3 separate regions of the Homo sapiens genome follow, and all the other regions are linked to region 2. A link is a contact called in ENCODE Hi-C or POLR2A ChIA-PET data. All regions are on one chromosome and are shown on one strand. The core of a region is the stretch at or near the end of the contact, and the rest is flanking DNA. Distances in the headings are between cores, read along the strand shown. Region 1 holds the start of PGAP3 (post-GPI attachment to proteins phospholipase 3). Region 2 holds the start of RPL19 (ribosomal protein L19). Region 3 holds the start of CWC25 (CWC25 spliceosome associated protein).

The links. A loop is a pair of places that touch in the nucleus more often than their neighbours do. ChIA-PET counts read pairs that join two places held with the same protein, here RNA polymerase II (POLR2A). Pooled maps may share reads with other maps.
Region 1: a pooled map shows a loop between it and region 2 (19-fold over the local background). The contact joins the promoter of PGAP3 here to the promoter of RPL19 in region 2. A Hi-C loop is called at or near these places in 7 of 50 pooled maps. POLR2A ChIA-PET finds 5 or more read pairs at or near these places in 4 of 52 experiments (GM12878, HEK293, MCF 10A and 1 more).
Region 3: a pooled map shows a loop between it and region 2 (8-fold over the local background). The contact joins the promoter of CWC25 here to the promoter of RPL19 in region 2. A Hi-C loop is called at or near these places in 10 of 50 pooled maps. POLR2A ChIA-PET finds 5 or more read pairs at or near these places in 9 of 52 experiments (A673, CD4-positive, alpha-beta T cell, Caco-2 and 6 more).

Annotation. Positions count from the first base shown.
Region 1 is chr17:39,686,390-39,689,890 of GRCh38, forward strand. It overlaps PGAP3 (post-GPI attachment to proteins phospholipase 3), which reads right to left and starts at 1,668. Exons shown (of 8, transcript NM_033419.5): 1 at 1,445-1,668. The coding sequence starts at 1,625. It also overlaps a transcript of ERBB2 not described here. RefSeq lists enhancers at 1,687-1,796, 2,507-3,467 and a silencer at 2,747-3,041.
Region 2 is chr17:39,198,939-39,202,382 of GRCh38, forward strand. It overlaps RPL19 (ribosomal protein L19), which reads left to right and starts at 1,345. Exons shown (of 6, transcript NM_000981.4): 1 at 1,345-1,411; 2 at 2,275-2,381; 3 at 3,379-3,444. The coding sequence starts at 1,407. It overlaps LOC124903996 (a long non-coding RNA gene), which reads right to left and starts at 2,276. Exons shown (of 2, transcript XR_007065745.1): 1 at 1,967-2,276; 2 at 1,217-1,860.
Region 3 is chr17:38,823,820-38,827,126 of GRCh38, forward strand. It overlaps CWC25 (CWC25 spliceosome associated protein), which reads right to left and starts at 1,502. Exons shown (of 10, transcript NM_017748.5): 1 at 1,347-1,502. The coding sequence starts at 1,364. MIR4727 (microRNA 4727) reads left to right here and starts at 2,019; the gene lies at 2,019-2,073. RefSeq lists an enhancer at 210-841.

The sequences.
Region 1 (3,501 bases), core at 418-2,917, 490 kb after region 2:
GGGATTACAGGCATGCACCACCACACCCAACTAATTTTGTATTTTTAGTAGAGATGGGGTTTCTCCATGTTGGTCAGGGTGGTCTTGAACTCCCAACCTCAGGTTATCTGCCTGCCTCTGCCACCTAAAGTGCGGGGATTGCAGGCACGAGCCACCGCACCCGGCATTTTTTTTTTTTTTTTTTTTTTGAGACAGGGTCTCGCTCTTTCATCCAGGCTGGAGTGCAGTGGGGAGAGCATGGCTCACCACAGCCTTGACCTCCTGGGCTCAAACGATCCTCCCACCTCAGCCTCCCAAGTAGCGAGACCACAATGTCTGGCTAATTCTTTTATTTTTTGTAGAGAAGGCATCTTGTCATGTTGCCTAGGCTAGTCTTGAACTCCAGGGCTCAGATGATCTTTCTACCTTGGCAGACATTTCCTCTCCTTTTGCTCAAGTCCATCAAGATGTTGGCATCTGATGAACTCATCTATGGAAACCTGGGTTTATATTTGTCCTTCCTGAATATAGGATTTGCTCTTACTCTCCTGGAAGGAGTTCTTGCTATCTTACTCCCTTCCTATGAAAATGAAGCCCAAATTCTTCAACCTGACTTTTGAGGCTCCAAATTGCCTTTCCAACCGTATTGGTCACTACTCCTGTTCATGTACCCTGCTCCCTGAGTAAATAAAGCTCCTGGATGTGCCCACATCTGCCCAGGGCATCCATTCTCTCTGTTCCCTCTGTCTGGAATGCAAAGTGGTATAATAGTAAAGAGGACAAGCTTGTGGTCAAACAGGCCAGAACTGGAAACTCCACTTTACTACATACTGGCTGTGTGACCTTGGGCAGGGCATTTAATCTCTCTAATCCCCATCTGTAAAACTGGGATTAGAGAAACTATCTCAAAGGGTGTGATAAAAATTACTTGACATATTGTGACACCTGTCACACAGTGAGTGCTCAATACGTTGGTTCTTTGCCCACTATGGTCCAAATCGAATGTACCAGTCCAAAGTCCCTCCTTCAAACAAAACGTTCCAAGATGATCCCTGCCCCCACGTCTTCAAAGCCGGAACTGACACCTTCCTATCCCAAATGCTTCCTAATCAAAGAGTCTTTCAGGGGCTCAAATCATTCTCTGCCTTGCACTTGAAAAGGCTCATGTCCCCGTGGGGACTGTGAGTCCCAATGGGCGGGACCCTGGTCTGATTTCTGTGCCATTCCTAGACATTGTGGCCCGAATGTATTTAATAAATACCCTTTTGACTGAACAAATAAGTAAATGAAAGCTTCTGGGAAAGTAAGAGAGGCTGGTAAGGCTCTCATCACCTTAGGGGCTTCACTCACATTCATAAGAGACCTCGTGGGGAAACTAAGGTTCAGGGATTGCAGAGGCGTATTGGGGGCGCAGGGGGCGGGAGCAAGACAAATGGGCGGGGCTTACCGTGGGGGTGGGGCTTACCTGCTAGACTCATGTAGATTGGCTGGCGGGAGCGGAAGTGATTCAGAGCGCCCCCAGAGCAGTTCTGCTCTTCGCACTGCAGTACGCAGTCGCGGTACACCGGCTCACGGTCGCCCTGGGAGCCGCTCGCCAGCGCCGCTGCCCCAGCTAGCAGGACCAACCGCGCCGCCAGGCCGGCCATCCTTTCTCCCTGGCTCGCCGCCGGGGGAGGAGCTTAGGAGTATGAAGCTTCCACTTCCGGAGTAACCGGAAGTTCCTGTGTTCTTTATTCTACTCTCCGCTGAAGTCCACACAGTTTAAATTAAAGTTCCCGGATTTTTGTGGGCGCCTGCCCCGCCCCTCGTCCCCCTGCTGTGTCCATATATCGAGGCGATAGGGTTAAGGGAAGGCGGACGCCTGATGGGTTAATGAGCAAACTGAAGTGTTTTCCATGATCTTTTTTGAGGTAGGGCTGTTTACTGTCACCACCCCTGTCGGATTTTACTTCCTAAACGTACCTGTAACTATCCACTTCTCTCCATCTCTTCTGGCACCACCCTGGTTAAAGACACCATCATGTGTCGCCAAGACAGCCGCAGTAGCTTCTTAATGGCTCTCCCTGCCTCTACTTTTGCCTCTTCCAACCTGCGCTCCATTTTGAAAAATTAAAATTTGCCCATATCACTTTTTTTTTCTTAAAATTATTTACTGGCTCCCAATTACCTTGGGTAAAATACAGTCTCCACAAACCCTGCCTGATTTGGCCCCTGTCCACTGGTCTCCCTCACTCCCTTGCTCCAGACCCGCTTCAGAGGGCTATGTCCCTCAAGCTTCCTGACTGCCTGGCCTGGTCTGAATCACTCACTCTTCTTTTTTCTTCTAGTCGCAATTGAAGTACCACCTCCCGAGGGTGATTGCTTCCCCATGCGGGGTAGAACCTTTGCTGTCCTGTTCACCACTCTACCTCCAGCACAGAATTTGGCTTATGGTAGGCGCTAACTGCGTTTGTTTGTTCTTCTGTTTAATGAATGAACAGCATACATCAACATAAGAACTTGACAAATCCAGGGCTGTAAAATCATCAGTATGGTTCTGCACTGAGATCGGAGAGAAGTAATATTTCTAGGAAAATTAGGAACCCTGGGAACAGGACGCTTGCTTTAGTATCCTCTCCCTGCTCACCTCCCCTGCACTCCCATCAGCACCGACCCACACCCAATCTCATAGAAGCCTTGTAGCTAAGGATCACCCTTTCTCCTCCCCCACTCTCCTCACCCCTTGTCAACTTTTCTTTTTCGTCCTGGGGGTTGGAATGAGTAAGAAGTAGCCTGGGATTCCATTCACTCACTTAACAAACATTTCTGAGTCCTTAGCTCTAGCACCTTGCTAAGCAAGGCAAAATCTCCAGGAGGCACCATTCACATTGCATTTTCTGTGAATGGTGCTCTGGGGAGCAGCATTCACATTGCCTTTTCTGTGAATGGCAAATTCTTCCAGTTAAATATAACATGAATAGTGTCCCCTGGAGTTGACCACCCAACTGATACTGACTGAGAAGCTGAAATGAACAAAACAACCCCTTAGCCCTCCAGGAGCTGACCGGAAATCCAGTGCTAATACTACTTTGCATCTTACAGATTAGTTCTTTTACAATACTGTTTTTTTTTCTTTTTTCATTTCATTTTGTCCTTTCTGTGACTCTGGGATGAGTCTTTTTATGAGGATCCTCATATAAAGATGGACATTTAGGATTAAAGAGGATGAAATCCTGACAAAATAGGGAGTCTCCCCTTTAGAAAATTCCTAAGTAAGGCTGGGGGTGGTGGCTCACGCCTGTAATCCCAGCACTTTGGGAGGCCGAGGCGGACGGATCACCTGAGGTTAGGAGTTTGAGACCAGCCTGACCAACATGGAGAAACCCCATCTCTACTAAAAATACAAAATTAGTTGGGTGTGGTGGTGCATGCCTGTAATCCCAGCTACTCAGGAGGCTGAGGCAGGAGAATCGCTTGAACCCAGGGAGGCAGAGGTTGTGGTGAGCCAAGATTGCGCCATCGCACTCCAGCCTGGGCAACAAG
Region 2 (3,444 bases), core at 95-2,594:
GCGGAGCAGTGAGTGAAGATGAAGCCCATTAGAAACGTTCCAGGAGAGTTCCAACCCTGAGCAGGGTTTCCACCTGCCCCTTGGAGACAAGAAAGGCTGGCATAACCGCAAAAGTATGGGCTTTGCAATCAGAAATATCTGTGTTCTGAATCTGTTACCTTAGCTGTAAAATGAGGGCAACGCTAATCGTGTTGTTGTGAGGAAGTAGCATAAATGTTGCTTCCCTTTCTCTCTCTTCTACTTTCTCAGCCAGGAAAGTTGAGATGAAACGGATAGGGTGATCAGCAGGAACCAATCATGAGTTGGAGCCTCAATTCAGATGTAGACTTCTTAAACCCCAGAATGTTCTTCTTGGATTTTTACATTGGGTGTTCCAGATCAGAAGAAAAGGACTGCTTTTTTTTTTTTTTTGAGACGGAGTCTCACTCTGTTGCCCAGGCTGGAGTGCAGTGGCGCAATCTCGGCTCACTGCAACCTCCGCCTCCTGGGTTCAAGCGATTCTCCTGCCTCAGCCTCCCCAGTAGCTGGAATTACAAGCACGCGCCGCTACGCCCGGCTAATTTTTGTATTTTTAGTGGAGACAGGGTTTCACCATGTTGGCCAGGCTGGTCTCGAACTCCTGACCTCAAGTGATCCGCCTGCCTTGGCCTCCCAAAGTGCTGGGATTACAGGCATGAGCCATCGAGCCCAACCCAATTTTTTTTTTTTTTAATTTTACTTTCTGCAATCATTCATCCATTCAGCCAGTGCGGTATTTCTGAGGTGTGTTCGATCGCGGATCCATGCCTGCCGCAGTACAGTTGTGAGCCAAATGAGACTGAGACTAGTTCCCGCCCTCCAAGAGCTTGCAAGACCCGCAGTGGCGTAAAAACACTAACATCTTTTAGTGATCGATTCTGCACTCCAGGGGTTTTCAATCTACTACAAGAGTGAATAAGAGTTCGCCTTTGTCTGATATCTGTTGTCATTCTCTCTCGCTTCTTTAACTGATTTTTTCTCAGCTAATAAAACATCCACCCACAACCCCCCGAACGCCCGCAAACACCAGGCCACTCTAGCAAAACCTCTCTCACTCCGCCTGCGCAATCCAGCTGACTTCCGGTTACAGATAACCACGTGATTGGGAACCCTTGCTGCGCATGTCTAGTAGGAAGTCGGACTATACCACTTTCCCTACGGAAGGGGTACTTTTTTATGTTTTTAAGTTTAAAACCGATTTCTGATATTTGACTTTTATCATTTCAGGCCTATATGGAGGCTATGAGTGAGTTTAGTGTGGCAGAAGATGAAAGAACCGGACAGGAATACGGACGAAATTGGAGCAGGGTTTGGGCTCTCCCCTTCGCAGATAATGGGAGGAGCCGGGCCCGAGCGAGCTCTTTCCTTTCGCTGCTGCGGCCGCAGCCATGAGGTGAGGGCGAGCTGGTCTCCATCAGGCGCTGACGCGTGTCGACAAGGGACTGTCGGTCTTGGGACCGCAGCTGGGGTTGGGGGAGATGAAATGGAGGCCGCCCTAAAGCGGCCGGTCCCGGGGTTTGGGGTAGGCCGGAGCACTTTCGTCCCGGGCCTCCGGAGTGAGGGGGGGCGGGGAGCGTCGCAGCAACTGAGACCAGGAAAAGTCTGCCCCGGCTGGTGCCGCACCGCACACGTGTCCGGTCGACCCACGCGAGCAGAGCAAACGGAGCGAACAAGACCAAGCCGTGGGCCCTTTCTTGCTTGGCACACCCGGAGCGGAGCCGATCTCTGCTTTCACGTGATGTAGGGCAAGCCTAGTGTAGGCCCCAGGCCTCCGACTGCCGAGAGAGGTGATCTCTAACTCTTGACTCCATTCACTCCTTTGGCCTCTCATAAAGGAAATCTCTGCGAATAGCCGAACGAGGCTTGTTACTGTGATAAAACAGGGAAATAAGCCCAGAAAACAGAGTAACTTGCCTGCATTCCTAGACTAGAAATCAGGTCTACTCACCTCGAATATTCTTTAAACGCTGAGTACCAGAAATGGCATAACCCCCCTATTCAATCCAATAAGTCCTTGGCTTGACTTTCCAGAGGAGAAATGCGAACATGAGGCTCCGAGAGGTGAAGGCATAGCGTGGGTTTTGAAGTCTTAAACCCAAGGGGGCCAGCTGCATAGCCCAGAGCCTTAAAGATGATTTAGGGAAGAGTCTTATTTCGCGGCTGTGGTGTGGGTCACAAAGGGCAGGTCTTGATGGGGACGTTCATTCTTGCCCAGGATTGGCTTTCAGAGTCTAATCATGTTTTCTGTGTGTCTAGTATGCTCAGGCTTCAGAAGAGGCTCGCCTCTAGTGTCCTCCGCTGTGGCAAGAAGAAGGTCTGGTTAGACCCCAATGAGACCAATGAAATCGCCAATGCCAACTCCCGTGAGTACCTGGGATCTGTCTCTTCACCCTACTTCCTTCTTTTCTCCTGCGTCAGATTAATGATAACACAATTGTGTTGACTTTTTTTTTTTTTTTTAGACAGTCTTGCTCTGTTGTCCAGGCTGGAGTGTAGTGGTGCCATCTGATCATTGCAACCCCTGCTCCCAGGCTCAAGTGATTCTCCCACCTCAGCCTCCTGAGTAGCTGGGATTAGAGGTGTGCACCACCACACCCAGCTAATTTACTCTTTATATTTTATTTTATTTTTTTTGGGACAGAGTCTCACTTTGTCACCCAGACTGGAGTGCAGTGGTAGGATCTCAGCTCACCGCAACCTCTGCCTCCCAGGTTCAAGCGATTCTCCTTCCTCAGCCTCCCAAGTAGCTGGGACTAAGGCACGTGCCACCACACCCAGCTAATTTTTGTATCTTTAGTAGAGATGGGGTTTCATCATGTTGGTCAGGCTGGTCTCAAACTCCTGACCTCAGGTCATCCATCCACCTCAGCCTCCCAGAGTGCTGGGATTATCGACGTGAGCCACCACACCTAGCCTGGGTTGACTTGTTACAAACCTAGGAAAGTTCATTCAGAGTGTCTATAAAATGGAGGAGTCATTGTATCAGGCTTGTTCTTTTGAGTGTGCTTTCATATATTTAAAATGTAGAAATGGCCAGGCATGGTGGCAGGCATCTTTAATCCCAGCTACTTGGTAAGCTGAGGCAGGAGGATCATGAGCCCAGAAATTCAAGACCGGCCTGGGCAACATAGGGAGACTGTCTCAAAGACAAAGGGTATTTCTCACAACCTCTGTTTGTGAAGGAAAAAGAAAAGATAGAGGTTTTTTGGGTTTTTGAAGGCAAGAAATAAGTTCCAGTGTTTCCATCCTTTTTGAGACCGTGGGGCCAAGAATGTGAGCAGTGTCTCTGGCCTGGCCTATTTGGACTCTGTGATGTGCTTGGGCCCCAGTTGACTGACCAGGTGCATTATGCTTTCCCAGGTCAGCAGATCCGGAAGCTCATCAAAGATGGGCTGATCATCCGCAAGCCTGTGACGGTCCATTCCC
Region 3 (3,307 bases), core at 252-2,751, 370 kb before region 2:
TGTCACAACTGGTGGAGACGGGTGTTAGTGGATAGCTCCAGTCTAGTGGCTAGAGGCCAGTGATGCTGCTAAACATTCTACAATGCACAGGACAGCCCAACTACCACCACTACCACACACCCCCAAAGAATTATCTAGGCCAAACTGTCAAGAGCGCTAATGTTGAGAAACCCTGGATTAGAGCTTTCCTGTCCTTAAATGCAGTTATGTGAAGAATACACTAAATTGGATGAAACTAGATGGAGTCCTGGCACTCACTGTGATTGAGAACACATGACAAACTAATAGGTTTACTGGGCAGGCGGCTAAGCTGATCTACTTGCTGGTTCAATTAGCTCCACTTTCCGGAGGCTAGCATTTTCCCAACCTTGCCCCATGCTCTTGTGGGTACATTTACCCTATTTGGGGCCTTAGCGCTTTACAAATGAACGTTTCAGTTTAAGAGACATTGCCACATAACTTATATTAAGTGGTATGAATTCAAAAGCAAGCTCTGCCACTACAGATCAGAATCCAGCACTGAAGGAGGTGTGGAAGTCAGAAAGATGGACAGGAAGATCCCTTCAGGCTTAAAAAGGACCCCAGGGCCGGGCGCTGTGGCTAACCCTTGTAATCCTAGCACTCTGGGAGGCCGAGGCGGGCGGATCACTTGAGGTCGGCAGATCGAGACCAGCCTGACCAACATGGAGAAACCCTGTCTCTACTAAAAATACAAAATTAGCCGGGTGTGGTGGCGCATGCCTGTAATCCCAGCTACTCGGGAGGCTGAGGCAGGAGAATCGCTTGAACCCAGGAGGGAAAGGTTGCGGTCAGCCGAGATCGCGCCATGGCACTCCAGCCTGGGCAACAAGAAACTCCGTCTCAAAAAAATAAAAAATAAAAAACGACCCCAGGGCATGGCTTAGGGTAGGGAGAATGGGGCACAAACCACCCCTACTTCAGTCCAGGACATGACTCTGAACTCTCACCCAAGGAAGAGAGGTGTGTGGCAAGACAAGATATACAAAACAAAGTGTGGTGACACGTCCTCCATATCTACCTCCTTTCCTAGCCATGGCTCCATCCGCCCCCTCCCCGGTCTTCCCAGAATTTACAGCCGGTAGAGCCGCAGTCAACAAACACGCAAACACCACCTGTCACTGTTCGCGACACACCTCGGACTTTCCCAAATCTCAGTCCCACCCCTCCATTGCCCTAAGGATCCATCCCCTCTTCAGGGCAACGGCCTCCTCCCGGCGAAAGCAAAGCTGCGTTGCCATGGTTATCCACTCCTTCCTCTACCCCCACCCCCTGCCAATTTCCGTCCCGGCCTCAGTCCTCCCCCGCCCAGGCCTCCCTCCACTCACCAGGTCTCCGCCCCCCATGACGGTGGAGACGATTCCTCACTACGCGGATCTGGAAGATTTCGGGAGGATCAAGAGAAAACGTAGAGAAATAGTTCGGGGGCTACCTCGCGGGATCTAGTCCCAGGAGCCGTCAACTGCCAGTTTCACCACCGCTCTAGAGGTCACTTCCGGGAGGGCGTCATCTCACCGCGTCGGCGTCGCGGAACGATGACGTACAGGGCTCGGTCGCGCTTTGTGACGTTGGCGTTACTTGCAGATTTTGCAAAGGTCCGGGCTCCGCTGTCGAGGCCTTTGCTGTCGAGGTCTCATTTTGGCTGCTTCGGGTCGCCACGTTGCCTGATGTCCCAGACTCTCTGTTGAAACGCCACAACTCTGTTCAGTGATGGGTTGCCGTGGGCCTGTGCCCACGGCTGTGTTGCCATGGCAGCTCACCAGGGCATTCGGCTCAAAGCTCCACGTAGTCTCTGCTAGACCTAAGGTGGACCAGACTAGGCCTCCTCCCCTCACCCTGCACACACCCCCACGCTCCAGTTTTCCAAAACGGCTTTGCAAACTGGCGCTTTCCTCAGACCTTGACTCACAGCAAATCCCCTTATGCCAGGCCTATTTTACGAAGCTAAATAGAAACCATCAAATCGAAATTCCATCAGCTTCCGTTTGCCAAACTTTTAAAATCTGCCAGCTTCCACAGTGGCAGATTTTCCCATAGTGGGAAGCTGGCAGATTCCTTTCCCTTCAGTTACTATGTGTTTTTGGCATGTTTTTCTTTTTTCTTTTTCTTTTTCTTCTTCTCCCTTTGTTTTTGTTTTTTGAGAAGGAGTTTTGCTCTCCCAGGCTGCGGTCGAAGCTGACTGCAACCTCCGCCTCCCGGACAGCAATTCTCCTGCCTCAGCCTCCCAAGTCGCTGGGATTACAGGCGCCCGCCACCCGCCCGGCTAATTTTTGTATTTTTTGTAGAGACAGGGTTTCACCATGTTGCTCAGGCTTGTCTCGAATTTCGACCTCAAGTGATCTCCCCGCCTCAGCCTCCCAAAGTGTTGGGATTACAGACATAAGCCACCGCGCCTGGCTATTTTTATTTTTGTAGCAACAGGGTTTTGCCATCTTACCCAGGCTTGTCTCAAACTCCTGGACTCAAGCAATCCTCCTACCTCGGCCTCCTAAAGTGCTGGGATTACAGGTGTGAGCCACTGCGCCCGACCTGTTTTGTAATTTTCAGAATAGAAGTTTTGCACATCTTTTGTTAAATTTATTCTAAATGTTGTATTTTTTGTGATGCTATTTTATTTATTTATTTATTTATTTATTTATTTATTTATTTATTTATTTATTTATTTATTTCGAGACGGAATCTCACTCTGTTGCCCAGGCTGGAGTACAGTGGCGCAATACCAGCTCACTGCAACCTCCGCCTCCTGGGTTCAAGCGATTCTCCTGCCTCAGCCTCCCGAGTAGCTGGGATTACAGGCATACGCCACCACGACCTACTGATTTTTGTGTTTGTAGTAAAGATGGGATTTCACCGTGTTGGCCAGGCTGGTCTGGAACCCCTGACCTCAGGTGATCCGCCTACCTTGGCCTCCCAAAATGCAAGGATTACAGGCACCCGGCCTGTGATGCTATTTTAAATAAAATTTAAAAATTTTAATTTTCCAATTGTTTGCTACTAATAGATAAGAACGTGCTTTTGTATAGTAACCTTCTATTTTACAGGCTTGCTAAATTCACTTATTAGTTCTTATGGCTTTTTAAAAATACTTATTGCCCGGGCGCGGTGGCTCACTCCTGTAATCCCAGCACTTTGGGAGGCCGAGGCAGGTGGGTGGATCACCTGATGTTGGGAGTTTGAGACCAGCCTGGCCAACATGGAAAAACCCCATCCTACTAAAAATACAAAAATTAGCCGGGCGTGGTGGCGGGTGCCTGTAATCCCAGCTACTTGGGAGGCTGACACAAGAGAA